5 separate regions of the Mus musculus genome follow, and regions 2, 3, 4 and 5 are each linked to region 1. The links are chromatin loops, found by intact Hi-C in ENCODE. Cell type or tissue: gastrocnemius. All regions are shown on one strand. Links, peaks and the distances in the headings refer to the core of each region. The heading gives the core; the rest is flanking DNA.

Region 1 (6,340 bases), core at 385-5,384:
CCTGCTGCTGCCTGAGGGGGACAGCAGCAGACACGGCCTCTGTTAGAGGAGTCTCGGGGCATGTCTTCAAGCATAAGTAATGTAAATAAAACATGCGTTTCGTTTTTTTACTACTTATGGAATAAACATCGTCTGTTTTGTTTTCTATGTTATCTGACAGCTGGAAATCCTTTAATAATTTTTAAGAAAAAAAAGTCTTACTAGAACTCTCCTGAAACTATCACAATCAAATAGCAAACCATTCATTATTATAAACGCTTGTTAAAAGTATGTTGCTCTTACAAGAAAATCAGTTGGTGATTAGGTGTTACTGTTTCAATATTATTTATATCATGTTTTATAAGGGTTGCTCATTTTTTTTCACAATATTTTGTATTGATTATTTGGAAATTTCATATCATGAATTCCAAGCACACTCTCTTCCCAGTCTTCCCAGGTCCACCTCCCACCCACCCTTGTGACCTCCCCCTAACTCCCTACAAGAAGAGGGGGAAACCAAGTCAATTTGTGTTGCCCATATACTCACTAGAGCATGATCAAACTTCTAGTGGCCAGTTCCTTAATAAAACTGAGTCCTTCCCTGCCCTCATCCCCCCCACCCCCCCAGAAGGCATCAGCTGTGGAGAGCTTCACTTCAGTATCCTTATCACAATTTTAGGAGTTCTCTTTGGTAGATTTCTCTCTAGGTTTTTACTACTTGGGGATGGGGGGGTGGGTAAAGGTTGTCACAGAAGCCTTCTATGTCACTCTTTCTCAACTGTGAGTCTGCCATCATCAATACCATGGCAGCCATAGCTTTCTTGCCCTTCACAATCAGCAGGAGCCCAGATCATAGACTCAGACATGGTTTCTGGATACAGCATGGACCACAAGACATCCACATGGTCTCTGGCATTAGCACATGATGGACTTCAGCATCTTCTCCAGTGGCAATACAGACCATAGACATCAGTACTGCCTTCTGCTGCAGTAGGAAGGCAGACCCAGACATGGTCATCGATGGCAGCACAGACCAGGACATCACCATAGCCTCAGGTGGCAGCGCAGGTCACTCGAATAAATATGGCTCTCAGTGGCAGCAGGGCTCAGAGACATTGTGATGGTTTGTATATGCTTGGCCCAGGGAGTGACACTATTAGGAGGTATGGGCTTGTTGGAGTAGTTTTAGCCTTGTTAGAGTGGGTGTGACCTTGTTGGAGTAGGTGTGTCACTGTGGGTATGAGCTTTAAGACCCTCAAGGTAGCCTGGAAGTCAGTCTTCTCCTGTCTGCCTTTGGATAGAGATGGTAGAACTCTCAGATCCTGCTGTGCCATGCCTGCCTGGGCACTGCAATGCTCCCACGTTGATGATAATGGACTGAATCTCTGAACCTGTAAGCCAGCCCCAGTTAAATGTTGTTCTTATAAGAGTTGCCTTGGTCATGGTGTCTGTTTACAGCAGTAAAACGCTAAGACATAAGTTGGTACCAGGAGTGGGGTATTTCTGTGATAAGCCTGACCATACTTTACTCAGAAAAATGTGGATTTTGAAAAGCAGTGGGATGCTTTAAGTGGGGCTTAGTGGGCCATCTTAGTAGGAATGTGGAAGAGTTTATTGCTGAGAGTTCTACAGTTGCATCCAAAGGCAGACAGGAGAAGACTGGTATACAAGAAGATACAAGGGTCTGAAAGCCCACAGTGACACACCTTCTCCAACAAGGCCACACCTCCTAATAGTGCCACTCCCTGAGCCAAGCATATACAAACCATCACAGACATCATCAACATGGCTTCAGGTTGCAGCACAGACTATGGACATCCACATGACCTTTGGTGGTAACACTAGCCATAGGCACCAACACAGACCCTGGCTGAAGCAGGAACAGGGACCCAGACAGACATCAGCGTGGCCTCAGGAGGCAGCTCAGACCCAGTACATCTGTGCGGCATTCAATGGTACCTTGGGCCAGGGACATCAACATGGCTCCCAGCTGCTGTAAGATCACAGACATCCACATGAACCTCGGGCTTCAACACAGTCTGAAGCAGTGGACCGTGAATACCAAAGTGGCCTTGGGGGACAGCACAGACCATAGAGGTCTTTCAAGAGAGGTCTTTCAAGCAGGTTCATTCCAAAAATTGATCTGTTCTTCCTCTTGGACACCCTGCTGTTGCTCAGAACCATGGCAACTGTGCAGCTGGGGAGCCTGTGGAGGGGGCAGGGGGAGGGGCTAAATTGGAGTGCAAGCTCCAGGCTGCTACACACCGCCCTATCCCCTATCGTCCCTACTTGGCAACTACATGTGTCTCCCCCCCCCGCCCCGCCCCCACCCCCACCGTCCACCGCAGGCCTCTCTCACTTCTATTACCACCATAACATTTCTAGTTCTGCACCCTCTCCACCATTTGCTCACTGCTCCGTTGCTCTCTTTTCTATCTCTGTATGGAATATTTGTTCATTGTGACACTGGAAACTGTGGGTGTCATAATACACACACACACACACACACACACACACACACACACACACACACACACACACACTAGCCAAGATGGCTGTACTTGCAAATATTCATTGCAATGAGTCTTTGGTTCACGGTTTCTGGTTTCTGAAGCACCAGACATACTGGACCATTGCTGGCCCCTATTGGAGAACCTGCCAGAGTCATGGTGATCCTGCAGCTCTGGTTCTGCAGGACCGGCCCTTTCACGTGCTCCGGCGGCTCGCAGATGGTGTAGATGTTGGGGTAGACTGACTCAAAGCACTGGATCTGGGCCCAGATTGTAGCTGAGTTGGTCAGCTGTGGCTCGGTACACTTTCTGTTTAATTAAATAATTTACTGCTCATGGCCCTTCACCCACACAAGGAATATAAAACCCGGACAATATAAAATGTTAGAGAAAATCACACCGTGGGGCACATGGATAACTGAAATGGGTTATAGCTTTTATAGCTATCATAAGGGAAACAGGAAGACAGTATGCGAAGGCTGATGAGACAACTGTGAGCTGTTGCTGCCCCCTGCAGGCCATCCACCATAAAACAGCATTGTATATACAAATAGTTCTGGCCAGGATATGCAGATAATTAAAGTTACAGATAATAAATTAACAATATTTTATATAGTTAATTCATTAGTCTTAAACTTTTTCTTCGCATTTTTATTACATTTATTTTCACGGTGTTAGGAGGTATGTCATAGCCTGCGGAGGTCAGAGAACAATTTGTGGAATCTTCTCTCCTACTGCGTGGGTCCCAGTGGTCAAACTCAGATCATGAGACCTAACAGTAAATGCACCTCCCTTACCCACTGAGACATCCCACTGACCCAACTTTATTTTTCATAAACCCCAAAATCTTTGGGGATTTGCTTTGTTTTGAGATTTTGCTCTCAGTAAATATGTTTCTGGCATAAACGGTAGAGGCTCAGAGCTCTTCATACTAATAACTGCTAAAGACAGCCCTTAAACTTTCCTTTAACTTATGAATCAAATATAAAAGTTCTGAAACCACACTGGCTTATGATTGAATTCAGCTCCTTTCATGAAAAGTGATGCTCCTGGAAAGTATTTGAGCTCTCATTTTTCTCCCCTGTAAAATGAAGAAAATAATAATAATAAAGATAATATTATCTAAGTTTTGAGATTGCCATGAACAAAATAAAATAAGGCATATAGATTCAGCAATGCCATTCAGACACATAGTCAGGAATCCACAAATAATTTATTATTTCTAATTATTATTATTATTAAAAGAAAGTATGCATTTTAAGTGACTTCCACACAATCTATGGGAAGGCTGACTAGAGCATCCAGGCCTGCTGACTGCGAGCCAAGTGTCAGACCGTCACAAGGATGCTGACTTGCTCTTCATGCAATTAATATAAAGCTCGGGGTTCCTGGAGATAGCCACACAATTCCCGCAAGCGGCTATCCAAATAGCTCACTGTCAAGTCCTTTATAAGCCCAGCACATCACAGATTAAGGTTACTGGACAATCCTCCAGCATCTAATGACTTCATTGCACTGGAATGACAAAAGTGGTTCAGCTTTTGTTTTTTGTTTGATTGTTAATGTATTTTTAAAGATGTATTTAATTCTATGTGTTTTGCTGACATGTGCCTTTGCACCACACAGATGTGTGCCTGGTGCCTAAGGTCAGAAGAGGGTATAAGATCCCTGGAACTGGAGTTAGGTGTGGTTGGGAACTACTATGTGGGTCCTGGGGATAGAAGCCTCGGGCCCTGTAAGATCTTAACTGCTGAGCTAGCTCTCCAGCCAGATTATACACTTTCAGACAGGGTCCTATACCGTAGCAGAGGTTGGCCTTAAACTCATGACAATCTTCCTGCCTCTACCCACCTTGGGCTGGGATTGCAGGCATCAGCCACTGTACCTGTTTGACAAAGCTGATATTTTCATGACACTGCCTCATAGAAAGTAAGCACATTCCATTTCTCCCTCCGCTCTGAAATCCCCTTTTTAGATGCTTTAGATAAATATCTTTTAAAATATCTATTGCTTGTTTCTATCAGGCCATTTCATTGTCTCTGGTAGAGCAGAACCAGATGCCTCATTCCCCACGAGAAACCATCGCTTGTCAGTTGACAGGTCCGAGTCTTCTAACATTCCAGGAACGATGCTTCCATGAAAGTTGAGATGCTGCAGATTTCCATCTAGTGTCATTGCTAAAAATTTGTGGGTTCAAGAGCTGGGGAAAGTCCTGAGGCACCGAAGGTCAGCCTTTCTTACAGAGAGGGTGGGGTCCCCTTAGTAATAAGTATCACACAAGTACTTTTTTTAAAAAAAATTTTTTCCCTGGAGCTGGGGAGATGGCTCAGCAAGTTAAGAGCACAGGCTGCTCTTCAGAGGACCTGGGCTTCATTCCCAGCAACCACATGGAGGCTCAAAATCATCTGTAACTCTAGTTCCAGCGATTCTGCCACCCTCTTCTGTTTTTTGTTTGTTTGGTTTTGGTTTTTTTGAGAAGGGTTTCTCTGTGTAGTTCTGGCTGTCCTGAAACTCACTTTATAGACCAGACTGGCCTCAAACTCAGAAATCTGCCTGCCTCTGCCTCCCGAGTGCTGGGATTAAAGGAGTGTGCCACCACGCCCGGCCCCTGTCACCCTCTTCTGGCCTTCACAGGTTGCAGGCATACACATGACATACATATGTAAATGCAGGGAAAACACACACACACACACACTAGCTGTGTTTAAAAAGTGTCCCCTGAAAAGTTCATCTCCTGGTTCTCTTTTGACCCTGATGGCTTTCATTGTGGCATTTCCATACACACATGTCATTTGCTTCCTTTCACCCCCTTCTCCAGTGTCCTCCCCAGTCTTCCCTCCCTCCTAACTTGTTTCTCTGTCTCTGTGACAAAACACTTGACCAAAAGCAACCAGAGGGAGGCTGGTGTTTAATTCAGCTTACAGATTGTGGCCCATCATCAAGGGAAACTCCAGGACTTCAGGGCAGAGGACAGAAAGCAGAAAGGAAGCAGAGGCCATGGAGGCCCGCTGTTCACCGGCTTGCTCCCATGGCTCACCCAGCCTGCTTTCTCATACAATGCAGGACCACTGTGGGCTGTGCCCTCCCACATCAGTCATAAACCAAGAAAGTGTCCCCTGAACACAGGCATGCAGGCTCGGTTCATGACAGAGACAAGTCCTCGAGAGACGTCCCCTTTTCCCAGATGACTGCAGCTTGTGTCAAGTTGACAAAAACTAACAGCACACCCCTCTTCCTACTGGTCCCCTTCCTTCCCTAAAACAGCCTGCCGACCTTCTGGTTTCATGGCACATAAATTCCATTTTCCTCGCTTTTCTACCTTCTGCTTTAGATCTCTTCTTCTCCTTTCATGGTCTCCTTTCTAGTTCATGGCTTATACATATACATGTATACTCTGCCTCACGAGTGCTGGGACTAAAGGCGTGCACCACCACGCCTGGTGATTTTCTTTAAAGATTTAATTTTTAAATTAAATGTGCATGTGGGTGCAATTCCCGCAGAGGCCAGAAGAGGGCACTGGATCCCCTAGAGCCAAAGTCGCAGGCGACTGTGAGTCACCTGATGATGTTGGGACCTGAACTCAGGTCTTCTACAAGAGCAATACCTGCTCTTAAGACTGGGCCATCTCTCCACCCTGATTTCATTATTCTTTATTGAAAAATGTTAGTATGATGTATATATACTTCTTCTCTGCCATTCATGAACTGAACTTGATTCCATCTTTTGGCTACTGTGAATATTGCAACAATAAACACGTGTCCTTCTGAGCATGCCAACTTAGAGTCCTTCAGGTGTCTATCAAGAGTGATCTAACTGATCACCATAACACTATTTTCATCCTTTTGAAGTCC
Region 2 (6,340 bases), core at 628-5,627, 410 kb before region 1:
TGGAGATAGAAAACCTAGGAAAGATTAGGAGTCATAGATGCGAGCATCACCAACAGAATACAAGAGATAGAAGAGAGAATCTCGGGTATAGAAGACACCATAGAAAACATTGACACAACAGTCAAAGAAAATGCAAAAAGCAAAAAGCTCCTAACCCAAAAAATCCAGGAAATCCAGGACACAATGAGAAGACCAAACCTAAGGATAATAGGTTTAGAAGAGAGTGAAGATTCCCAACTTAAAGGGCCAGTAAATACCTTCAACAAAATTATAGAAGAAAACTTCCCTAACCTAAAGAAAGAGATGTCCAGCTGGGCGTGGTGGTGCACACCTTTAATCCCAGCACTTGGGAGGCAGAGGCAGGCGGATTTCTGAGTTCGAGGCCAGCCTGGTCTACAGAGTTCCAGGACAGTCAGGGCTATACAGAGAAACCCTGTCTCAAAAAAACAAAAAAGGAAGGAAGGGAAGGGAAGGGAAGGGAAGGGAAGGGAAGGGAAGGGAAGGGAAGGGAAGGGAAGGGAAGGGAAGGGAAGGGAAGGGAAGGGAAGGGAAGGGAAGGGAAGGGAAGGGAAGGGAAGGGAAGGGAAGGGAAGGGAAGGGAAGGGAAGGGAAGGGAAGGGAAGGGAAGGGAAGGGAAGGGAAGGGAAGGGAAGGGAAGGGAAGGGAAGGGAAGGGAAGGGAAGGGAAGGGAAGGGAAGGGAAGGGAAGGGAAGGGAAAGGGAAGCAAAAAGGAAAGCAAAGGAAAAAGGAAAGGAAAGGAAGGGAGGGAGAAAGGAAGGAAGGAAGGAAGGAAGGAAGGAAGGAAGGAAGGAAGGAAGGAAGGAAGGAAGGAAAGAGATGCCCATAAACATACAAGAAGCCTACAGAACTCAAAATAAATTGAACCAGAAAAGAAATTCCTCCTGTCACATAATAATCAAAACAAAGAAAGAATATTAAAAGCAGTAAGGGGAAAAGGTCAAGTAAAATATAAAGGCAGAACTATGAGAATTACAGTAGACTTCTCCCCACCTTGCTTCTTGGTCATGGTGTTTCATTGTAGCAAAAGAGACCCTAACTAAGACACCCACTTTTTTAAGTCCTGTGCTCTGCTCTGGCACATGCTTTGTTTCCTTTTGTTTATTTCTGTAGCACCTTTAACACTTTCACCTATTTCCTAGCAGCCCTGGCTATATCTTCCACTTATACCACTTCACAATAAAACAAACCCTAGAGAGCTCTTTTAAACTTTTGTGTACTTTGTATCCTTCTCATCGGCAATCCCCTAAAATACTTGTATAAACAGCTTGCTGCCTTTGGAGAAAGCCAGCCTGGGGACCTCACAGGTCAAGATGACTTTTAACTCAGTGCTTTCAAACAGGAAGCTTGTGTCTGTTTCCTGTATGTAAATATTGACTGGCCTCATCTAAGGGGAAGTCCACATTATATAACAGGAAGTAGGAAGCAAGGCAGCTTAATGACCATGTGCCAGGTCTGCCAGAAACAGCTGGGAGTTCAAGTGAGAAATTATTCACTTACCAGGAAAATTGCTACATCTTTACCAGATATAGCATTCTTGGCTCACTACTTGGAGTTTCCCAAAGAGTAATTAATATACTAAGAATTTATATTACTATACAACAGGAGTGGGGGGCGAGGGTAGCTCAGTGGTAGAAGACTTGCCTAGTGTATTAATCTTAGTTCTCTAGAGGAACAGAACTTACAGAATGACTGTATCAGTAGCAGAAGTAATTTGAATAGAATAGACATACTGGTTTTGATTTATGTTTTTTCGTTATACTATGAAGTGTCAGCTCCTTATTCTTTCTTGCTAGGAGATCCTGCTCCTCCTAGAGCCAGTTCGTAGAACTAGAGAAATTAGGTAGGAGCATGACTGGGGTATATTATACAGACTAATTCACCCTAAGCCCCACTTCAGGAGGCATCATTCCGGGGCCAGGAAATGAGGAATCTCCGGTGGCTTAGAACCCTATTCATGTTATGCTGTCCTAAACCAATTGCCTGCCTTGCATTGCCTTTTCCTTAGAAATCCCAAATACAGCTGTGACTCCCTTCATGCCCCCATGGGTGCTTTCCCGTGTGTTCCTGCACTCTGCCTTCTGTTTCTAGAGCCTGATGGTAGAATACTCATGTGTTACCCAGCTGTCCATCACACAAAGGAACACAGGACAGTGTCAGGTTTGGGAAGATGAGGTTGAAAGAAAGGGTAAAAGATCCCTACATCATGTCTCATCTCAACCACATGTAGAGTTAGCCAAGCTAATTTTCCTGGCTGAATTGTATATGAACCACGCCTCCCAAAATCCCAGGTGTTGAAATCTTGGTTCTCAGTGATGCTAATGAGAGGTGACTGGACCATGCAAGTCTTGACTTCTCAATGGCTTTATCCATTAATGATTTCATAGGAGATGGGTTATTAGGAATTGGTTTTTATTGGGAGGGGTGCTTCTGCAGGGCCCTTAGCCTCCTGCCTCAGCTTCCTAGAGGCCTTGAGGTGAGCAGCTCCCTGCTGTTGCAAGCTCCTACCATGATGTTTTGCCCCATCAACCAAACAGTGATTCCAGCCATCTGTGAAATAACACCACTGAAAGCAAACTCAACCAATCAGTCCTTTGAGCTTTCTTGGGTATTTTTTTTTCATGGTGACTGAAACCAACACACCTCTCCTACCTTCAAATAAATGCAGTCAGCCCTCCAGAATCTGAGATCCAAAGATTTAGATATGTGCCAAATTTTCTTTTGTGTATCCAAACTGAACACGTGTAAACGGAAACACCTTTTCTCTCTTTCTTGTTTCCGAAACAATACAGTCTAACAACTATTTACATTTCACTTACACTGTAATAGGTATCATGTCACTTATGCAAGCTTGAAGTGTGTGGTGAGATCTGAATGGGTTGTATATAAGTTCTATGCATAAGTGCCTGGGAACATGGTCAGCCTTCTTAGTGAGCATGAGAGTGGAGAATAAAGCCAGAGGGTGCCACCAGGATGCCACCAAGATGGAAACAGTTTTAAAAGTTTACCATGCATTGTCAGCGCTGTTAGAACAGATGAGCTTTCATATTGTTTTCTCTACATGAAGTCATCGTAATCTGAAACTTTCCAACTGACCATTGTGAAGACTTCCCTGAAATTAACAGCAGGTGGCAGTGAAGAGCAGACTCAGCTTTTCAGGGTCTCAGCTTTTCTAAAAAAAATTAATAGAAACATGAGGAAGGTGTGTGCTTTCTGGATTACAGAAACTCAGAAACTGGCTGCCCTCTAGACCCCGGCTTTCCCATCTGTCAATCCTCACTTTACTGGCTCTCTCCTTATTTCGTCAGAGTGTTGGGCAGCTCAGCCAACCAGCACATTCTGTCCCTACTCTTTCTAACCCAGGTTTTGAATTAAACACTAATACTGTCATCTACTGAGGAAGAGAGTCACAGCATAAGTCTAGCCTCAGATCACAGAAAAGCACATTCTCTAATGCTTATAGAATCTCTTTCAACGCATTTTAATGCAATACCCACTTGCATTAAAAAGATTTAATTAGGCTATTATGGAGTATTATTATATTGAGTAATGCCCCTAAATCTTACTTTAATAATTCAATGTATATTTTAATGTTGCAACTTGAAACATCTACAAGGCAATATAATCCCAAAGATTATGAAGCATACCACATTTTCTTCGAGGGACAAGCCACAGTCAGAGATAGCAAGACCAACTAACACCAGAGATAACCAGATGGCAAGAGGCAAGAGCAAGAAAATAAGCAACAGAAACCAAGGCTACTTGGCATCATCAGAACCCAGTTCTCCCACCACAGTGAGCCTTGGATACCCCAACACACCAGAAAAGCAAGATTCTGACTTAAAGTCACATCTCATGATGATGATAGAAGACTTTAAGAAGAACATAAAAACTCCTTTAAAGAAATACAGGAGAACACAGGTTGAAGCCCTTAAAAATGGAACACAAACTTGGGTGCGAACTCAGCGAGCCCTACCACACCCAGGATCTTGAGATCCCTGGTGAGTGGAATGCAACATCTGTTCCAAAAAACCCCGAGGGTCTTGTGCCAGCAGGAACAGGGACAAAGGAAACCACCCAACCAGTGGCTGGGGTTCTTTCCTGGCAGCACCAGCCCTGAGCCATCTTGGGCGCGAACTCAGCAAGCACTAGCACACCCAGTATCTTGGGATCACTGAGACCAGTCCACACAGGAGAGCACGTGGGTGGCAGAAGCAACAGAGCTTCTTGGACAGGGTCCCTTCAGGCCTTCATCCTCAGTCAGGAGGCAGAGCTGAGACCCAGACCCCTGGGCACCTTCCTCACCAGAGGAGAGTCAGCCTCCAGGGAGGGCTCTGACCCCAGGACTCAGGAGATGGATCAGAGCTCCAGACTTCTGGACACCTTCCCTGCCAGAGGAGAGATTGCCTGCAGAGAGTGCTCTGATCACTGGGACTAAGGAGAGAGTTCGACTCCCAAGAGTGCTGACAGAGGCTAAAGAATCACAGGAGGAACAAGCTCCAGCCAGAGACAGCTAGAACATCTAACACCAGAGATTACCAGAGGGTGAAAAGGCAAACATAAGAATCTTACTAACAGAAACCAAGACCACTCGGCATCATCAGAACCCAGTATGCCCACCACAGCAAGTCCTGGATACCCCAAAACACACAAAAAGCAAGATTCAGATTTAAAATCGTATCTCAATCTCATGATGCTGGTAGAGGATTTTAAGAAGGACATTAATAACTCACTTAAAGAAATACAGGAGAACACTGCAAAACAGGTAGAAGTCCTTAAACAATTAAAGGAAAACACTGCTAAACAGGTAGAAGTCCTTAACGAGGAAACACAAAAATCCCTTAATGAATTACAGGAAAACACAACCAAATAGGTGATGGAATTGAACAAAAACCATCCAAAATCTAAAAATGGAAGTAGAAAAAATGAAGAAAACCCAAAGGGAGACAACTCTGGAGATAGAAACCCTAGGAAAGAAATCAGGAATCATAGATGCGAGCATCAGCAACAGAATACAACAGATGGAAGAGAGAATCTCAGGTGCAGAAGATTCCATAGAGAACATGGACACAACAATCAAAGAAAATGCAAAATGCAAAAAGATCCTAACCTAACACATCCAGGAAATCCAGGACACAATAAGAAGACCAAACCTAAGGATAATAGGTATAGATGAGAATGAAGATTTTCAACTTAAAGGGCCAGTAAATATCTTCAACAAAATTATAGAAGAAAACTTCCCTAACCTAAAGAACAAGATGCCTGTGAACATACAAGAAACCTACAGAACTCCAAATAGACTGAACCAGAAAAGAAATTCCCCCCAACACATAATAATCAGAACAACAAATGCACTAAATAAAGATAGAACATTAAAAGTAGTAAGGGAAAAAGGTCAAGTAACATATAAAGGCAGACCTATTAGAATTACACCACACTTCTCACCAGAGACTATGAAAGCCAGAAGAGCCTGGACAGATGTTATACAGACACTAAGAGAACACAAATGCCAGCTAAGGCTACTATACCCAGCAAAACTCTCAATTACCATAGATGGAGAAACCAAAGTATTCCATGACAAAACCAAATTTCACACAATATCTTTCCACGAATCCAGCCCTTCAAAGGATAATAAAGGGAAAACACCAACACAAGGAGGGAAACTACACCCTAGAAAAAGCAAGAAAGTAATCCTTTAACAAACCTAAAAGAAGACAGCCACAAGAATGGAATCCCAACTCTAACAACACAAATAACAGAAAGTAACAATTACTTTTCCTTAATATCTCTTAATATCAATGGACTCAATTCCTCAATAAAAAGACATAGACTATCAGACTGGATACATAAACAGGACCCAACATTTTGCTCCTTACAGGAAACCCCACCTCAGGGAAAAAGACAGACACTACCTCAGAGTAAAAGGCTGGAAAACAATTTTCCAAGCAAATAGTCTGAAAAAACAAGCTGGAGTAGTCATTCTAATATCGAATAAAATCCACTTCCAACCCAAAGTTATCAAAAAAGACAAGGAGGGGCACTTCATACTCATCAAAGGTAAAATCTTCCAAGATGAACTCTGAATATCTATGCTCCAAATGCAAGGGCATCCACAATCATTAAAGAAACTTTAGTAAAGCTCAAAGCACACATTGTACCTCACACAATAATAGTGGGAGACTTCATCCCACTTTCATTAATGGACAGATCCTGGAAACAGAAACTAAACAGAGACACATTGAAACTAACAGAAGTTATGAAACAAATATATTTAACAGATATCTACAGAACATTTTATCCTAAAACAAAAGGACATACCTTC
Region 3 (6,340 bases), core at 416-5,415, 400 kb before region 1:
ACATTGGTTGCACAAGTAAGGTTTATCTGGGAATAAGGAAAATTATGTTGTATTGTCAAAAGAAAGAAACTATCATTTGGATCATCAGGAGAGAAAAAAACAAATCTAGAAGAGTCTGGAATTTGATCTAAGTTACAGCACCAAGTCTGGTGACTTCTTCAGAAGTAATAATATTTATTCTTTGTAGAAGTTTTAGGAAATACAGAAATGTACAAAAAATACCATCTCTTTAGATACCCACAATTACATTTTGGCTTAACATACTCCCCAAACAGTTTTCTTTATATTATGCATAACATATGCCTTATTTATACTCTTTTGCATAATGGAATTATGTGATACATATGTCTTGCTTTTTAAAATACTAAGGAAAAAGCATATTTTACATAATTGAATATCCTTCAGAGATTGATTTTAAACAAATCAGTTTATATAGAGACATTTTTTATATTTTTATGTTACATATTTTCCCATAAGAATGAAGCCTATGTAGGTCTGGGACTTAAAGACCAGACTGAGCAGCACAGCAAGACCCTAGTTATTAGGGCTTTTTTTTTTTAATTTGTTGGTGGTTTTTTTTTTTTAATTGTAAAGATTTTACTCTCTCTCTCTCTCTCTCTTGCTCTCTCTCTCTCTCTCTCTCTCTGTATTTATTTATTTTTTTATTTCTTTATTTAATGTGAATAGACTGCCTTCAGACCCACCACAAGAGGGCATCAGATCCTATTACAGATGGTTGTGAGCCACCATGTGGTTGCTGTGAATTGAACTCAGGACCTCTGGAAGAGTAGTCAGTGCTCTTAACCACTGGGCCATCTCTCCAGCCCCCTACCCCTTTTTAAGTGAATAAATAACGATTTCTTCCTACAGAGTAGGCAGAAAGATTAACCCATTTACTGAACCCTTGAACCGTTGGTGATGACCTCTGAGAGGTGATTCAAGGTCAAGTCCAAATACTACCTTGTAGCCTCCCCCAGCCTTGAGCAGGCTGGTTCAGACCTTGCTGCCACTGTGAATGAAACCACCTGGGGTGGAGCCTTCTGACCTAGGTGGTTCTATTGTTCTGTCATCAGCACTGTTCATCTCCAAGACCCTGCTACCTGCTGAGAGGCTGAACCTGCCTTCCTGAGAAATTCCTGAGACAGCAGGCAACCCAGTGATTGACACCTTCTGCCAACTTAGTGCTGTCAGACAAATGGCTTACAGGCTGGCGTCAGGCATCCAGAATGGATCATCGGGAGATGGGCTTCCCCCTTTATAAGCACAGAATTTTAGTAAACATTGGGCTTTGATCAGCATCTGTCTTGGCCTTGTCTCTTCTCTCGCCGGTCTCTCTCTTACAGCTCTGGCCTCCCACTCAGGAACCCAGTTCGTGTGGCCTCAGGCAGCTACACTACTCCATCCTTCCCTCTCCTCACTTCCATTCACACAAACTCTAGACACTGCAGGCACAGAATCGACATCACCCAGCAGTGTGCTGTCTGTTTCCCCAGCTGACCTTCCTTCTGGAAGCTTCCAAACTATCATGGTCTTTTTGGGGGAACTCTCTAGCTTCAACTGCTTGACCTGTCTTCTATCTGTGAACTCGGGTTTCCCCCAGAGGCTGCCATCACTCTGGGAACCAGGCCATGGTTTCTCCATCACCATAGCTTCTTTACTACATGGTCACAACATTTATCACCATGTCAGCCTGAACCTGCTCCATCTGCCCCTCGGCAGGGCTGACACCTTTGTCAGGGCACAGGCGATGCCTGCTTAGGCTGCTCACACTATTACATCTCTAGCATGAGAACCGTATGCAGTAAGGCTTTATATAAGATTAATTTGATATTACCCAATTAACTGATTTTGATAGATTTTTATGCCACATATTTTCCTATGGGGATAAGGAGTGTATGAGAGGGGTTTTGTCTATGTGCTACTGTATAATATGTAAATCCAGTGCCTAGAAGTCTATCACCTTTCTTTCTTTCTTTCTTTCTTTCTTTCTTTCTTTCTTTCTTTCTTTCTTTCTTTCTTTCTTTCTTTTTTTTCTCGAGACAGGGTTTCTCTGTGTAGCGCTGGCTGTCCTGGAACTCACTTTGTAGACCAGGCTGGCCTCGAACTCAGAAATCCGCCTGACTCTGCCTCCCAAGTGCTGGGATTAAAGGCATGCGCCACCACACCCGGCTCTATCACTTTCTTAAAGAGTTTCAGTCCACAGCTTGCCTGTCTGTGGATGGGTGTGTGTGTGTGTGTGTGTGTGTGTGTGTGTGTGTGTGTGTGTGTTGGTTTTTATAGTAAAAGGTTACTATGCCCTTTTTCTGTTTCCTGCATCTCTCATTCAAATATATACACACAGTGCATAAATATCTCTTCATGAAAATATTAAACATTTTCTCAAACTATCTTTCAATGCTGTATCTTTTCCTTGTTTGCTACTCTAAACTCTTTAATTATTTGTTTACATCCCAACCACAGTTTCCCCTCCTTCCTTTCCTCCTAGTCCCTCCCCTCCCATCTCCCTTTTCCCCCAACCTTTCATTTCTCTTCAGAAAAGGGAGGCCTCCCACGGATATCAACCAAACATGGCATATCAAGTTGCAGTAAAACAAGACACCTCCTCTCGTATTAAGGCGATTGAGGCAACCAGACTAAGGAAAAGGTTCCCAAAGACAGGCAAAAGAGTCAGAAAAGAAGGAGTAGCACATGAAGACCGAGCTACACAGCTCTAACATATATATGCAGAGGGCCTAGGTCAGTCTCGTGCAGGCTCCATGATTGTCAGTTCAGCCTCTGTGAGCTCCTATGGACCCAGGTTAGTTGATTCTGTAGGTTTTCTTGTGGTGTCCTTAGCCCCTCTGGCTCCTACAATCCTTCCTGCCTGGCTTCTACAGGATTCTCCAAGCTCCTCTTACTGTTTGTCTGTGGGTCTCTGCATCTGTTTCCATCCGCTGCTAGATGAAACCTCTCTGATGCCAAATGCACCGGGCACCAACCTATTAATATAGCAGAACATCATTAGGAAACTCTTACTGTATACTAACCATTTAAAAGAGCAGTACAGTCCATGAGAATAAGATCTCTATGGTGCATTTACACGTTGTTCTCAGAAGGTGGCACAAGAGAGTCTCCTTGGGCTCCTGGAAAGGCCTACTCTGATGCATCTAGAAGCCCCTCTCCCCGGCCTCCTTTCTCAACTTCTGCCTTTTTATCCCTTGTTATCTCCCTCATTTTCTCTCCTTCCAAGTTCCTCTTCAGACCTGTGGCTCAAATTATGAGATTTCCCATTAATTCTGGTTTGTCCTATAATGGAGCTGGGGAAAGGAAGCAGGAAAGTGGTTCTTCCTAAAATGACCCTTCCCCCATAAGTGTTTGCATATCTCCTCTATTGTGTACCAAGGCACACCCTATTTAGAGAGCAGTAACCCCAAATATGTGATATGTGTTGCCCTTTATTTAAGAAATGCTAATTTGTTTAATTCATAAACTAACACACACACTCTCTCTCCCTCTCTCTCTTTCTCTCTCTCTCTCTCTCTCTCTCTGTGTGTGTGTGTGTGTGTGTGTGTGTGTGTGTGTGTGTGTGTGCGCGCGCACGCAAGCATGCACTTGCATGAATATTGTATGGTATTAGCATGCACATATGTACCTATGTGTGGAGGCTAGTGTCTTCCTCAGTCACTTCCCACCATGTTTTTATGACAGTCTGGGAACTCACTGAGCAATCCCAGGCAGGTTTACAAGCCCCATGGGCCTTGTCTCCTCGGGGCTGGGATTACAGTCACACGATGCCACATTGGCTTCTTATGTGCATGCTCAGCGTCTGAGCTCAGTCCTTATGCTTGCCTCCCAAGCACTTTATCAACTGAGCCATCTTCCCAGTCTCCAATCCACAAGCATTTGATGAGTTTATTTCCTTTAATAAAGTCTGAGAATGACCATTTAGCTAAAACTTTATACTTATATCAATTATATACGAATTGAAAAGGCATATGCATTTTAAAAGATATATTTTTAAGCAGAACAACCTCCTTATCCAGTATTATTAAATGTCGTCGTATTCTACAGAGCCAACTGCTGAAGAGGATAATGGCTGAGGCAGCATATGGATTGGCCAAGCTATCTTCCAGCCTGTGATTTTCTCAGTAACTGGAGACTTGAATCCTCAGAACTACACTTAGCTTCTATTTCTCCTTCTCTTTTCCAATTATTAAACTGAAAACTATTTTTCCACAGTACTTACAGCTTTTGACAGAATTTGTTTCAATCTTCTGGTTTGAGCAGAAATGAGAATTCTTCAAATAGGTACTGAGCATGCCACCACACATTAGCCAGCAGAGACACCCAAAGTGATACTTTTAGATTTCGGACTTGAGCCTTGAAGAAGCTCTTCGCAGGATCCAGCTCATTCTGTTTGAGTGCTTCCTCCCTGGTCCCATTTACTCATAGTGCAGAAAAGCTTATTACAAAGAATTTCTTTGGGTTTTTCCAATTTACCATATACTAATTACAAACCATTTTTTCACTTAATGTATTACATTTTATGTTGTATAGTATACATTCTTTATTGTTATAATAAACTTTATTCCATAGTTGGAAAAAAAAGATGTATTTTAAGTCAGATGACACATACTACCAAATAGCTTTCTGTAAAGTTTGTACCAAATGACATCCCAAACAATAATGTCCAGTAGTGTCCCTCACCATCAAGAATAACTTGTCTAGTAGACTGTAGTATCTCACTGAGGTAATAATGTATATTTCCCTAAAGTATATGTCTTTAAGTAATAGGGAAGTGAGAAGTGGTTTGATCTTGTATATTTTAATAATGAATAATTTCAAAGTGTATATTTCTCTTAGTAAAATAATAATAACATTTTAAAATCCTTTAGACTAATTCTGAGATCATCATAGACTAGGAGACACCAAGGTCTTAAATTCAGTCTTAGAACCACAGGCCACAGATATTCACAAGTAAAAAGAGACACGATCACTTAAGTATCTTTATTATTTTATAGCCAAAAATACTTAAGGTCTAGTTATTAAGGGAAATGTATTCCATGAGAGCCATGGTAGTAGAATCAAACAGAAAATGAGGTTTATCTTATAGTCTTATGTGTCTTCAACTTAATCACTATTTTGTAATATATGCTTTGTAATAGGTGGCACAACACTATCACACACACACAAACACATTCACACACTCACAGACACACTGACTTAAATACAAACACAGACAGAGAACATCAGAAAAGATTTTGTTCAGGGAACTAATACACAAAAGTAGGAGATTAATATTAACGAACAACTTCGGTAAGATGCAGAGCATTAATTCTGAGAATATATAAATGAAGTGAAATGAATAAAAGATGTTGATAACATTCAAGTTTATAGAAATGGCATACAATGGAAAAGGGTAAGAAAAAAGTCTTTCATGGGTGAGATGATAAGATGCTTTCACATTCTGAAGAAAACTCACACAGAGTCATCGCTATCTGCTCTTCCCGTTTATCTGAACCTGGCTGTGTAATGGGAGAGGAAGTGCATGTGCCACGGAGTTCCTCCCTGTGGCCTTGAGAACTGACAGAGTCAGTGGACCCAGGGGCACCAGGTTGAGATGAAGCAATATATTCCATCAATGATCACTCAATACAGCTTATTCTAAACCAGGTTCTATGGAAGATCTACTACCATCAAGGACAAGGTCTCTACCTCCTGGAAAAGTTCATCTATCAGACAAGAAAGACAAGTAACAGCAGGATGATATGAGCTGTGACCATCTCATCAGAACCATTGTTGATCAGTCCTTGGGTATTGTCAGCGCCGAAAAAGCTAGGAGTAGAGTGAGGTCAGATGCCAGAGAAAGCAAGCAACAACTTTGCCTGGGGACACAATCCTGGCTTGGGGCTGAGGTCTGATAACTGTCCCTAGATAGAGTGAGTGAGGCAGCAGGGCTGGCTGGCAAGCTGGAGCAAGAAAGAGCCTCAAGGACAAATGTGAAGTCAGAAGTGGGAGGAGTCAGGGAGAGTCAATGCAAAGACATGATAAAGGTGAAAGAACCAGACTAGAAGAGTTTGTAGAAGAACAATTCGAATCTGTTATGAGAAGGGATGTTCTTTTTTTTTTTTTTTTTTTTTTTTTTTTTTTTTTTTCGAGACAGGGTTTCTCTGTATAGCCCTGGCTGTCCTGGAACTCACTTTGTAGACCAGGCTGGCCTCGAACTCAGAAATCCACCTGCCTCTGCCTCCCAAGTGCTGGGATTAAAGGCGTGCACCACCACGCCCTGTGAGAAGGGATGTTCTTGAAGACTTATTGACCAGTCCCAGAAAAAATTTCATGCTGATCTTAAGGACTTTAT
Region 4 (6,340 bases), core at 615-5,614, 300 kb before region 1:
TCCAATAAGGCCACATCTCCTAATTGTGCTACTTTCTGGGCCAAGCATAGTCAAACCACCACAATTTCCCTCAAATTTAAAACAACAACAACAAACCACCATTTCAAAGAAGACTCCACACACAAGTCATAATTTGTCTTCTTGATATTGTATCAGTTTTAGATCAGGTGAATCTGGCAAGTTACTCTATCCTGTAGACCACAGTTGCCCCATGTGTGCTCCCCCACTCTTTGCTATCTCCATCATTTACAGAATCTGCTGTGTCAGTATAGGCAGGCTCAGTTTGGGATCCTTATTGGAAGCCCTGGACACTGGAAAGAGGCCCACCCAAGTCTTAGAGCAGACAGACTTCACAGTGATGCAAACTGATCTGGTCTTTGAAACCTGGTAGGACTGTTCCTGGTAATGCAGAAAGATAAAGACAGGCCAGGTAAGACAGGAAGACAGAGGGCATTAAATTACTAATGTTATTGGACTAACATACCCTTAAGACACACACTGGTTCAAGTCTGGGCTCCACCATATACTCTCCCCCTGACCTTGAATTGGTTATTGAACTCTCAGGCTTACAAAGTGAGTGCCTTCCTGCATATTTGTCAAGCATTCAGGTGTTCTCTTTGGAGAAGCATCTTAAATCTTTTCCTCCTGTGTTCATCTGCTCATCTGAGCTCTATGTACTCTGCAGGATTCTTTTTAAACTTAGATGTGAGTCTTCTCTGCCCTTTCATCTGTTAATCGTAGCTTTTGGTGAACAACAGTACTTGCTTTAGACAAGTATGCATTTTCTACGTTTTCTTTTATGGCAAATAACCTTTGACTCTCTTTGGTGAGGCAGTTTCTGATCCCATGAAAGCATCCATGCCATCTTTCCAAGCTCTGCTCTTTGATGCATGTAGATCTGCCATGCATCTGGAACGCATCACTGCTGCTGATTCGAGATAAGGCTCCAGGCACATTTCCTACCAGGAGATATCCAGTTGGCCCAGAACTACTTATTAAAGATTCTCCTTTATCCTCTGCAAACTGTAGAATAGTTTTGCATCTTGAGCCTGTTTGTGTGTGGGTCTGTCTCTGAACCTCATCCTTCCACGTTGGTTCATTGCTTTTGAAGGGCACAAAAAGGCCCAAGGATGACAAACATGGCCCCGACAGGCTTTGCCCTTTCTTCTTCTCTCTCCCTTATTAAAAACAATCTGGTTATATTTCTAAAGCTATCCCCAAGGTCCGTTTCCCTTATTTGACTACTGACTTATTCCTGAGACTAAATCAAAATTCATTATTTGGCTACAGCACTTAACTTGTCCAATTAGGACTTAGCATCTCACCCTAGCACAGACTCCCCAGTTTTCTCTTTAAAAACCCACTACTGGAAAAAAACAAAAACAAAAACAAGAACAAGAACAAGAACACCACCTGCTGCTTGCTATCTGCAATCCAGAGGCAGCCTCTCCCCACCCCCAAGTCCCACTTACCCTTCTGAGGTAAGAAATCTTCTTTGTGCTGCGAACTTAGTGTCTGGTGTGTCCCCTACAAACACTAAGGGACACCCTCTCTTATACCTTCAACCCTGTAGAAATACCACATATCTTAGCTACTACAGCCTCTTAGGACTTGGTGTTTGGCAACTTCAGCTCTTGTTCTCATTCACACTGCCTTGGCTGTTCTTGGCCCTTGCTGATTTTAGAGTCAATGTGCGGGTTTCCTAAGTACTAGAAATGAACACCGACAGTGTAAGCATACTCAGTTCTAGGGGCCTAAATTGAATGTCCCTCAGGGTAACCCCCGCGTTTCCTCCTCACTTCTGGGTTGCAGTTACCCATGTCTGTACGCTCACGCATCTGTTGTTGCTTGTGGTCATCCTATCCTTTTTACAGCAAAGAAATATGTCTGAGCCAATTTGTGCTTTCGCTTTTAACTTGTTAACTGAGCTTTCCTTTAGTTGTCATGGCAGAGTTCTATTTGAGCTAAATATTTCACTTCTTTGAGCCTCTTCATATTTAAAAACAAAAGCACTTTGCCCCATTTATTTTTCTGTGGTGTCACAGATTTAGTACCTGAGTGTTTTACTGCCTTATAAACTATTTTGCTCCTGAGTTATGTAGGAGAATATCTTTTTTCCTAATTGTCCCAGATTTTTTTCAGATAATCTCTTATCTTTTATGCTACCCTCCAATTTTTAGCAGAGCCTCTGATGGGTCTGAGGGTCTGGAGCTCATCAGGAAAGAGTGGACCTGATCTCTCCACCTCACCCACTAAGATGTTTGTGTCAGTGTCTTTGACAGGCTTTGGTTTCTCCAAAGTCTAAAGATCTGTGACAGACAACCCAGACCTATTGGGAAAAGCAGATGTGATATGCCCTTTCCACTTGGAAAGATAGTGTAGAAGGTTTTCCTGGTGGGTGAAAAGGACAGTACCTCAGCCTTGGCATTGTTGACAGGCCTGGGACAAAGACTGGTCTTAAGAAGACAGGATGATGAGTCCCTCTTTTGCACAACATCCCCAAAGTGGCAGGAGAAAGGCAGCTCTAAGTGACAGCTCTGGGCATCAAGAGTTGGGCAGAAGCAATGGGGAGCGAGCCTCTCACGGAGGACTTGCTTCAGTGCTTTTTTCCATGGAAGGAGCTATGCTGTTGGGCCAACATATCAGGACACCAGGGATCATCAGTGCAAGAGAGACAACACAAATGCCTTATATGGTGAGGAGTGACGGGCAAAGCCAGAAACCACGGGCAGAAACGAGACCCTTCTCTGCTTGCAGACCAAAGTCTTCCACTTTCCCTTTTTGAACTGCCTTAAATGAATTGTTTGTTGTGCTCGTGAAGGACCCGCTGGAAATGAGGCAGAGTCTCAGGATAAAGGTCCGTATGAGCACTCTGCAATTTGAATATTCAAATCCGTTCTAATGAATTTAAAATGTGTCTTTCCTGTGCCAAAGAGTTAAACAGTCCATATTACTTTTAAACTATATTTTGTAGTGGGTAGAGCATGCGAATTGAATAATTTACATTCCTGATGTTCTTTTGAGATTTTTGTCTAAGTTGAAATATTTTAATTGATTTTCCCTTATTCCTAAAGCTATGTTAATTATTGGTAAGTTTAAAAGATAAACACATTTAAAAAGAAATTGAAAAAATACAAAAACATACTGTTTCTAATAACCACAAACACTATGCTTCCCAATTTGAACCAATGAGTCAAACATAAGAATACCTATGAGAGTGCCCATATCAAGCATTGCTGTTTGGTCTATACCTGGCTTACTTAGCACAGGTTATCTTCAGCTTCCATCAACGTGGCTTATAACGGCTCCACGGCATGCTTGGTCACCACACTCCCCTCTTCAGTCAGTTCTCCAGCTCTACCCCTGCAGTTCTTCCAAAATATATGTCCAATCATATCCCCCACTCCGCTTATAACTTAATAATGGCCTCCACAGCCCCAAGATCGAGGCTTTAATGTCCCTGTGGCTCAGAGGTTCTTGATATCCTAGTGCCTGCTTCTTGCAGTCTTGTGATCACCTTGGCCTCTGTGCTCCGGACACAGGGCAGCCTGTTTCTGTGCTTAAGAGTCATTCTATATCTCCGTCTCTCTTCCTCTCTTACTGTCAGGTTGGAACTTGGTCGTTTCCTCTCAAGGCTAACTGCCTTGTCTTTCATCCACAAAGAGCATTTGGACATTTTCAGCTCTGCCAAGCTCTGGTTGCACCTGGACTAGGCAACATTGCCCCCTAGAGGACCTCTAGGTGCTCTGGCTGGGCTGACTCCTGAAATGACCTGAGACCAGAACTGAGGGTGACTCATATGGAGACTGGATCATATGCCACTGTTTCCTTGGCTATTGCTTCTGCCCCAGACTCCCTTTCTTTTGATATTTCAACCAATCTTTTAGACCTTCTCCTTGGGTCCATCCGGATCTCTTAATTTTCTTTGTATTTTCCATTATTGCTGTTTTTCTGTGTTACATTCTAATAGTTTGTTGTCTCTCATCTTTTGGTTTTCCAATCTTCCCTTCAGCCATGTGTAACTTAGAATTAAAATCTTAGGCTTGGCTATTAACTTTTGAAAGATGTAAGGATTAAACTCAATCATCTCAAGCCTGCTAAGCATAAAAAAGGCATCCTGTAGCTATACTATGACTGCACCCACAGCCTGGCTGTTACAATATTTTGAGACAGGGTGTCACAGTGTAGCCCAGGATGGCCTTGAGCTCATGGTTCAAGGTTATGCCAGCCTCCCAAGTGCTGGGATTGTTGCGTTTTTTCAAATAGTAGGATTCCGATTTAGCTCTGTTTCAATTCTGCTGTTACCTTTTAATATACAGACCCCAGATCCCTGTTAAAACTATTAAGCCTATGTTTCATTTATGTTACACAGTAAGCAGAGGTGTATAGTTTGCACATGAGAGTTTCAGTAGTGATGCCTTTTCCTGGTATCTGCTCTTTCTATGTGGTTCCTGACTGTGTCTGGTTATTGTTCATATGAAAAATAGTTTTTAGAAATAATATGAAGACTGGGGCAGGAACATGGTCATACTTAGAACATTTTGAGTATTTATTTTACTTTCTCAAAGAAAGACAGACTGCTGGATGTAGCCAATGATTTAGACGTATTTAGAATCCTGAAAACTTGACTGTATTCTCCTACAAATAGACTTCCAAACTTTGTTTGGAGGTTCTAGCAAGGGATTGAGCCTCTCATAGATCCTTGACCCAAGATGGATCTTCTATTGAGAAAGGTTTTTCTCTGCAAGCATATGTACAGCTTGTCAGGAAACACACACATGGTCTGGGAACATGGAAGAAGGGAACATATGCCTAGCCAGTCAGATTAGCTACATCACCTGCCTAATGGGATGACAGCTATCATAGCCAAATCACCTTTATACCTTGTTTATTTTCACCAGGTGCAGCCATGTGGCACTCCTTCCTTGTCCTCAGAGGATACTCCGTGACTCATAGTGCAAGCTGAATATCTGAGGTAGTGCCAAACTACAACGTCTTTCCAGTCTATCCTACAGTGTCAGAGACAGTCTATCTGTCCTTGTCTTATACACTGGTGACTCCTTTATATCATATTGCACTTTGGGGCCATTATTAAATAAAATAAGCATTAATTGAACATAAGCATGTGATATTATGATAGCTAATTTGATAACTGTGACCACTTCCAACTGATTAAACTGTTAGGAGTATATATAATGTAAATACACTGCACAAAGACCCCTCTAAGTTATGTATATGGACTTAAAGGCTTCAGAAGGCCAAACTAAAAAGAGACATCAGAACTCCTTTTAGCTCCTCCAGTGTCAAAGGGGTCAGTACAGTGGCTTGCATTACCATTGCCTTAGGGTTTTACTGCTGTGAAGAGATACCATGACTAAGGCAAGACTTACAAAGGACAACATTTAATTGGGGCTGGCAGGTTCAGAGGTTCAGTCCAGTATCATCAAGGTGGGAACATGGCAGCGTCTAGGCAAGTATGGTGCAGGAGGAGCTGAGAGGTCTACATCTTCATCTGAAGGCTGCTAGTGGAAGACTGACTTTCAGGGAGCTAGGATGAGGGTCTTAAAGCCCATACACACAGTGACACATGTACTCCAACAAGGACACACCTACCTCAACAGGACAACACCTTCTAATAGTGCCACTCCCTGGACTGAGCATATACACACCAACACAACCATCATTTACCTAGAGCAGCTCTCCTGGGCTAAGGCAGGTTGGATCTCTCTCTACTACTTGCTCTCTGATACCCCGAGAGAGTCAGCTGGAACAGATGACAGCTTCCAGCATGCATTTCTCTAGCATTTTTCTAGTTAGCCTAGCACATTTCCTAGCCTATGATATGCCCCCTGCATGTCCTTTCTCAGTTATGTTTTGATATCCTCTCACTTTACGTAGAGCAAGGTGTACAAGGGACAAGGGAAAGGAAAGTGCTGTGGTTGCCCATTTTCTACTTGATCCAGACCTCGAATTTCTCACCCAGGGTCAGACTAAATAATGAGCATTCAAAGATGTCTGCCTCCAATCCCCAGGAGCTGTGGATATACTACCATATAAGACAAAGGAGACTTCCTGTTGTGAGTATGTTAGTGATAGAAGGGTATTCTCGATCATTCAGCTTGTCCCAATATGATTGTAAGGATCCTCATTAAGATGAAGGCAGGAGACATACATCATATCAAAGAAACGAAGAGATAAGAGTGAAGCAGGAATGGCCTCCAAGCCAAGAAATGTGAGCAGCCCCTAGAAGCTGCAAAAGGTACGGATGCAGCATCTCCATTAGAGCCTCCTGGAGGAATGATGGGGCTGTCAGCTTGATTTTAGGACTCCTGACTCCTTG
Region 5 (6,340 bases), core at 639-5,638, 290 kb before region 1:
TGTTTTGTTTTGTTTAATGGAAAATGGCTGGACAGGTGACTTGGCAATTAAGAGAATACACTGTTTCTGCAAAGGACCACAGTTTGAGTCTCAGCACCCAAGTTGGGCATCTCTCATCCACCTGAAACTCCAGTTCCAGGAGGTAATCCCTCTGGCCTCCACAAGCCCCTGCCCTTCTGTGGATACACACTCCCACCACATACATAGAATTGAAATTTTACATGGGTGCTAACTTGTTTTACTATGTGCTGTGTGCTTGGACTATGTAGTATGATCATCTACTCTTGATTCAATTATTAATTAATCCCATATATAGTTATTAATGATCATCAGATTCTTATCCCAGTAGCTTGTAATGTCAACTGTAGAAGGTGTTGAGCAAATGACAGACATTGAGTAACCACCTATAACTGTCCTTAGTTTATGGAGAAGAGGTTGATGTGTTGTATAATGGAAGGAATAGTTTTAAGAGCACGTGGGAAATCACTGCAAAGAAGGCCACCAGATTTCCCTCCTGATGATTTAAGGACTCATCACCCCAAGAGATGGGATCTTTTATGTCTAGGCAGACCCCATGATTTGCTTTGATTAGTAGAATGTAAAGATAAAGGACACTGTGTTGGCTGGTTTTATGTCAACTTGACACAAGCTAGAGTCATCTGAAAGGAGGGAACCTCATTTAAGAAAATGCCCTCATAAGATTGGGCAAAAAGTAGACCAACATGAGTGAAGACCAAGCCTGGCCAAGCTGGTCCAGTGCCCTGTGAAATAGAAATAAGCCCAGACTCCATTGTTGGTCATGAACAATACATGTTTGTTGGGGAAAGCACTTATAACCAGAAATCAGTGGAAGGTATGAGACCAGTTCCATTGGGAAGAAACATAAATACAGGCACACATCCACTGAAATCATGCGGGGGTCTTACTGTCAGCCAGACCTATGAAGGACTATCAAAGCCTTCATTTCTCTGGGCTTTTATTTGTAGCATAATGTCCTCTCTATAGGATTAGTGTTATGGATGAATAGTATCTAGTGACAACCATAGTAAGCACCCAGTAAATGATGGCAAGTCTGAGGAGAAAATATCATAGAGATATAACATAGAGCAAGGCCAGACACATGCAATTATACCACAAAAAAGAGAGGTTAATCTTTTCAAACAACGGAAGTGCCTTCTTTCCCATTCTGTCATATCTATTAGGAAATATTCCTATCAATGCATAGAACTTAAATGTGGTTAGTAAAATAACTTCCTGAATTATTTCTCATATCATTGGCATGGTATGTACATCATGTTACCTTTTTGAACCTGGTTAATAGAGTGATGTTCTTATGTGCAATAAGAAATAGACACAAAAGTACTGGGTGCATGAATCAAGCACAGGGTGTACCTAAAGTCATTAAGCCTTCCCAGTCATCTCCAGCAATTGGCATTGAATTTTCTATTTTGCAGCTAAGGAAACAAGGGACCAAACAAGTGACTGACTCCTTCACCATGGGTTTCATACCAGAAAGTGCCTTGGAATTCAAATCCCTGTGAACCCAACTTCAAAGACTGTGCCCTTTTCCCCAAGCCAAGCCACCTCATGTAAGGTAGTTCTGTATTCAGGCATGAGTCAATAGCCATGTTTTGAAAGAAACAAGTAGATCAAATCCCATGGGCATGGAAGATGTATCTGGGGTAGAGATTAGGTCAGTGTAATCAGTCAGACTAGTCAAGAAATCCAACATGGAGCCTCTCCACAGTCACCATAACTCATCTGCCTATGCTTACAGCTATTAATGTATAACAAGCCTGCCTGGGAATCAATGGAGATCATCTCTCAATAATGCTTAGAGGTATTATTAAAATCTCATAGATCCTCTGATTTTGGGTGGTCCAAATCTATATTCGGAAAAAGTGCAAATGTGTGAGTGAAGGTCTGGTTAGTCTATTTTGGAACACAGACTTGCTGATATCTAAGAAGGGATGCCTTCTAAGATGGCTCAGGCTCAATGACTTCCAGAAGAAAACAAATAGTGTTATTAAGTCCCATGGGGTGGTAGTGATCTGGAAACAGGCCAAGAATTTCTTGTTATGTTATTCACCTTATATCTGTCAATCCAATCTATCAAGGTTAAGTTTGACCTAAAAGCAAGTTAAGAAAAATTCCATCTTCATCCTTGGTACCTGTTTACTATATAAAAGCAGAAGTTAAGGCTGTTCATTGGTTCATCAAAGCATTTGATTGGTTTGAAGTCTCACGTGCAAAGCAAAAGCCAGGATAATTTTCTGGGAGAATTACAAGGAAGAAAAAAACAAAACAAAACACCTTACTAAGCAATAAAGCAAATGTTTTGGTGCTGTAGTGGATATACTAGAGAAGGAGGATCCGACCACCACAGCGGCTGAGGATGAATGGGGGACCCCCAAAGGTGAAGGTGGGTAAAGCGAGGAAGGACAGAAACATGACTCCCAAAGAGGTTTAATTGTCCTCAGAAGAGGTGATGAGTAATGGCTGTTTTCTTATCTGAGCCACAAACAGTCCACCTCTTTGACATGAATAAGAAATAAAGGTATCCATTATTTCCTTTCTGCATATTAAAGACAGAGCCGAAATTACAATGTCTACAATGCAGGGATTAGTCATGCATAATTTATTTCTGAATTAATGTCGCAGTCACAAAGCTAAAGGAGTCAGAGCCTCTGAACCTAGGGCCCCCCCCCGAGAGGCAATGACAGTTGCCTGAAGTAGTCAACAGATGGGGCTGGGTGGCTGCTAACCCCTTTGACTGCAGCAGGCAGAGGGCGTCTGCGCAGAGCACTTAGCTTCCTGCAGCGGCAGGCAGGAATCAATGCCGTCCAACACGCACCAATCAAATCTATACACAGGCCACGCACAATCCGGTAAAGGAGGTCAGAGAAATACGTCCTCAGCCTAAGTAACTCGTGGGCAGCTGACGCACCATGATGTGGGTAGATCTCAGAGAGGCGCTGACGCAGTCCAGGGCTCAACCAAACCCCCTTCCACCACTGGTTCACTGCTCTGTGTCACGCAGCACCAGAGGCCAGACCTTAGGGGGTGCCCACTCTGGAAGGCACAGGAAATTCGTCCCATTTATAAATGATCTCATCTCTTCAAAACTGACATTTTCTCTAACAAAGAAAATGATTTTGTTCTCAGATTCAAAGAAAAGCATCACCTAGATACTTTATGACCTTGCTCCTGGCACAATGAGAAACCAACCACGGCTTTATAGAATCATCCCAGAGCTGGAGGCAGAGCCGTGGCTTCTTGTGAGAGGGCAGACAGCTCCTCTATCTTGGAAGGATAGGGAGGTTAAAGCAACAGGAGGACAGGAACGAGGTACCTAAGACCCTATTCATTTCACACACTGGCAAAGCTTTCCCACTGGCTGACTAAATGCATAGGTGAATGAACAAAAGCTAATAATACCTCAAGAAAAGCAGGTCCTGTCAGCAACAATGTACCATGAAAGCAATTCGGCTACAAGCTCTTCAGCCACTTGGCATTATATGGCAATATCTGAAAACCAGTCCATACTCACTGAAGATTTTATGCATAGTCCTCTGTGCCTCAGTTTCTTCACTTGCAAAAGATGTACCAGACAAGGAAGGGTTAACTGTTTTGAAAAATGAGATGAGGTGCTTAATGAGCCTTTTCATCTGTGGTTTAACTTGCAATCAATTCAGCTGACCATAGTTTACTGTAGTTTAAAAATATTGAATGGAAAATTCCAGAAATAAACAATTTCAGGCGTTTTAAGCTGTGTACTGTTCTGAGGAGTATGATGCACTATCAAGCCATTCCTTTCCAATCCTCTTGGAATGTCAATCATCTTTATCTAGCATCTCCACAGTCTGTGAGCTACCCACCTATTAGCTATTAGCAGTTACCTCAGCAGGACATAAGTCCATGTAGCTTGCTTGGTTTCTTTCTTCTCTCTCTCTCTCTCTCTCTCTCTCTCTCTCTCTCTCTCTCTCTCTCCTTCCTTCCTTCCTTCCTTCCTTCCTTCCTTCCTTTCTTTCTTTCTTTCTTTCTTTCTTTCTTTCTTTCTTTCTTTCTTAGTGTTAGCTCAAGGCTGGAGATTTGGCTTCTACCACGGGGGCAGAGAGTAGAGGCATTGTCTACACCAGTAGGAAAGTAACTGGCTGACTGAGAGCCAGACCTGACTCTAAGCACCTTAGAACTCAGGGACTTAGGGACTCAGAAGAACACCACACTCTCACCATCTCTCTGGACTAGCCACAGACAAGGACTGGATGTCAGCCGCTTCCCTGGTTTGAAAGATACACCTAGCTCATGTTTGCTGTGATTTTCTTTTTTAATTTTCCAGTGGGAAATATACAATAGAAATGTGCAGTGCCTCCCGTACATTCAGACCTACAGGGAATAGAAGGCTCAGGACCCCAGAAGGCAGCCACTGACATCCAAGAGCTCACAGGCAGGCTTCCTCTCTCAGCACTTTCATGCAGCTCTGTCTGCAGGATTCCTGGGAAGCCGCTCAGCTCTGTTGCTCAGCTCGGTTTCCTGGGAAGGAAGAGATTAAGAAAACCCTCAGCAGCTTCAACTGCCTGATGGGAACAGAGCAGATGGACCTTTTAGGAAAGGGCCATTGAGGACTCAATTCCCCAATAAAAAGACATAGGCTAATAGACTGGCTACACAAACAGGACCCAACATTTTGTTGCTTACAGGAAACCCACCTCAGGGAAAAGGAAAGACACTACTTCAGAGTGAAAGACTGGAAAACAATTTTCCAAGCAAATGGTCTGAAGAAACAAGCTGGAGTAGCCATTCTAATATCAAATAAAATTGATTTCCAACCCAAAGTTATCAAAAAAAAAAAAAAAAAGACAAGGAGGGGCACTTCATATTCATCAAAGGTAAAATCTACCAAGATGAAATCTCAATTCTGAATATCTATGCTGCAAATACAAGGGCAGCCACATTCATTAAAGAATCTTTAGTAAAGCTCAAAGCACACATTGCACCTCACACAATAATAGTGGGAGACTTCAACACACCACTTTCATCAATGGACAGATCCTGGAAACAGAAACTAAACAGAGACACACGGACACTAACAGGAGTTATGAAACAAATGGATTTAATTGATATCTACAGAACATTTTATCCTAAAACAAAAGGATATACCTTCTTCTCAGCACCATATGGTACCTCCTCCAAAATTGACCATATAATTGGTCACAAAACAGGCCTCAACAAATACAAAAATATGGAAATTATCCCATGCATTCTATCTGATCACCACGGACTAAGGCTGATCTTGAATAACAAAATAAAAAATAGAAAGCCAACATTCATGTGGAAACTGAACAACACTCTACTCAATTATTCCTTGGTCAAGGATGAAATAAAGAAAGAAATTAAAGACTTTTTAGAGTTTAATGAAAATGAAGCCACAACATACCCAAACTTATGGGACACAATGAAGGTAGTCCTAAGAGGAAAACTCAGAGCCCTGAGTGCCTCAAAAAAGAAACTAGAGAGAGCATACACTAGCAGCCTGACAGCACACCTAGAAGCTCTAGAACAAAAGGAAGCAAATTCACCCAAGAGGAGTAGATGGCAGAAATAATCAAACTCAGGGGTGAAATCAACCAAGTGGAAACAAAAAGAACTATTCAAAGAATCAACCAAACCAGGAGCTGGTTCTTTGAGAAAATCAACATGATAGATAAACCCTTAGCCAGACTAACTAGAGGGCACAGGGACAGTATCCTAATTAACAAAATCAAAAATGAAAAGGGAGACATAACAACAGAACCTGAGGAAATCCAAAACATCATCAAATCCTACTACAAAAGGCTATACTCAACAAAACTAGAAAACCTGGATGAAATGGACAACTTCCTAGACAGATACCAGGTACCAAAGTTAAATCAGGATCAGATTAACAATCTAAACAGTCCCATTTCCCCTAAAGAAATAGAAGCAATCATCAATAGTCTCCCAACCAAAAAAAGCCCAGGACCAGATGGGTTTAGTGCAGAGTTCTATCAGACCTTCAAAGAAGACCTAATTCCAACTCTACTCAAACTATTCCACAAATTAGAAGCAGAAGGTACTCTACCCAATTCATTCTATGAAGCCACAATTACTCTGATACCTAAACCACAGAAAGATCCAGCAAAGAAAGAGAACTTCAGACCAATTTCTCTTATGAATATCGATGCAAAAATACTCAATAAAATTCTTGCAAACCAAATCCAAGAACACATCAAAATGACCATCCATCATGACCAAGTAGGCTTCATTCCAGTGTTTAGGGTTGGTTTAATATACAGAAATACATCAACGTAATCCACTATAT

What was found. A loop is a pair of places that touch in the nucleus more often than their neighbours do. Peaks named below come from ENCODE experiments on the same cell type or tissue, not always from the same donor. Only the 100,000 strongest peaks of a DNase experiment are listed, where the experiment ranks them.
Region 2: it touches region 1 in a loop (7-fold over the local background); 31 of 42 quality-filtered maps call a loop at or near these places.
Region 3: a loop joins it to region 1, with 5 times the contacts of the local background. A loop is called at or near these places in 33 of 42 quality-filtered maps.
Region 4: a loop joins it to region 1, with 3 times the contacts of the local background. A loop is called at or near these places in 16 of 42 quality-filtered maps.
Region 5: a loop joins it to region 1, with 7 times the contacts of the local background. A loop is called at or near these places in 30 of 42 quality-filtered maps.

Annotation. Positions count from the first base shown.
Region 1 is chr4:11,624,841-11,631,180 of GRCm38, reverse strand. No RefSeq gene overlaps it. Among named protein-coding and RNA genes, the nearest start is that of Gm11832, 13 kb to the right of the region's middle. In gastrocnemius, for the core only: a CTCF peak has its summit at 3,004 (motif pointing left); DNase peaks (open chromatin) are centred at 2,156, 2,725 and 2,993; H3K4me3 peaks cover 477 bases; H3K27ac peaks cover 373 bases.
Region 2 is chr4:12,031,850-12,038,189 of GRCm38, reverse strand. No RefSeq gene overlaps it. Among named protein-coding and RNA genes, the nearest start is that of Gm52723, 12 kb to the left of the region's middle. In gastrocnemius, for the core only: a CTCF peak has its summit at 3,136 (motif pointing right); a DNase peak (open chromatin) is centred at 3,153; H3K4me3 peaks cover 252 bases; H3K27ac peaks cover 519 bases.
Region 3 is chr4:12,020,630-12,026,969 of GRCm38, reverse strand. No RefSeq gene overlaps it. Among named protein-coding and RNA genes, the nearest start is that of Gm46844, 9.8 kb to the right of the region's middle. In gastrocnemius, for the core only: CTCF peaks have their summits at 704 (motif pointing right) and 3,090 (motif pointing right); a DNase peak (open chromatin) is centred at 3,123; H3K27ac peaks cover 3,168 bases.
Region 4 is chr4:11,926,968-11,933,307 of GRCm38, reverse strand. No RefSeq gene overlaps it. Among named protein-coding and RNA genes, the nearest start is that of Pdp1, 36 kb to the left of the region's middle. In gastrocnemius, for the core only: a CTCF peak has its summit at 3,723 (motif pointing left); a DNase peak (open chromatin) is centred at 3,715; H3K4me3 peaks cover 234 bases; H3K27ac peaks cover 362 bases.
Region 5 is chr4:11,911,270-11,917,609 of GRCm38, reverse strand. No RefSeq gene overlaps it. Among named protein-coding and RNA genes, the nearest start is that of Pdp1, 52 kb to the left of the region's middle. In gastrocnemius, for the core only: a CTCF peak has its summit at 2,762; DNase peaks (open chromatin) are centred at 2,770 and 4,505; H3K4me3 peaks cover 441 bases.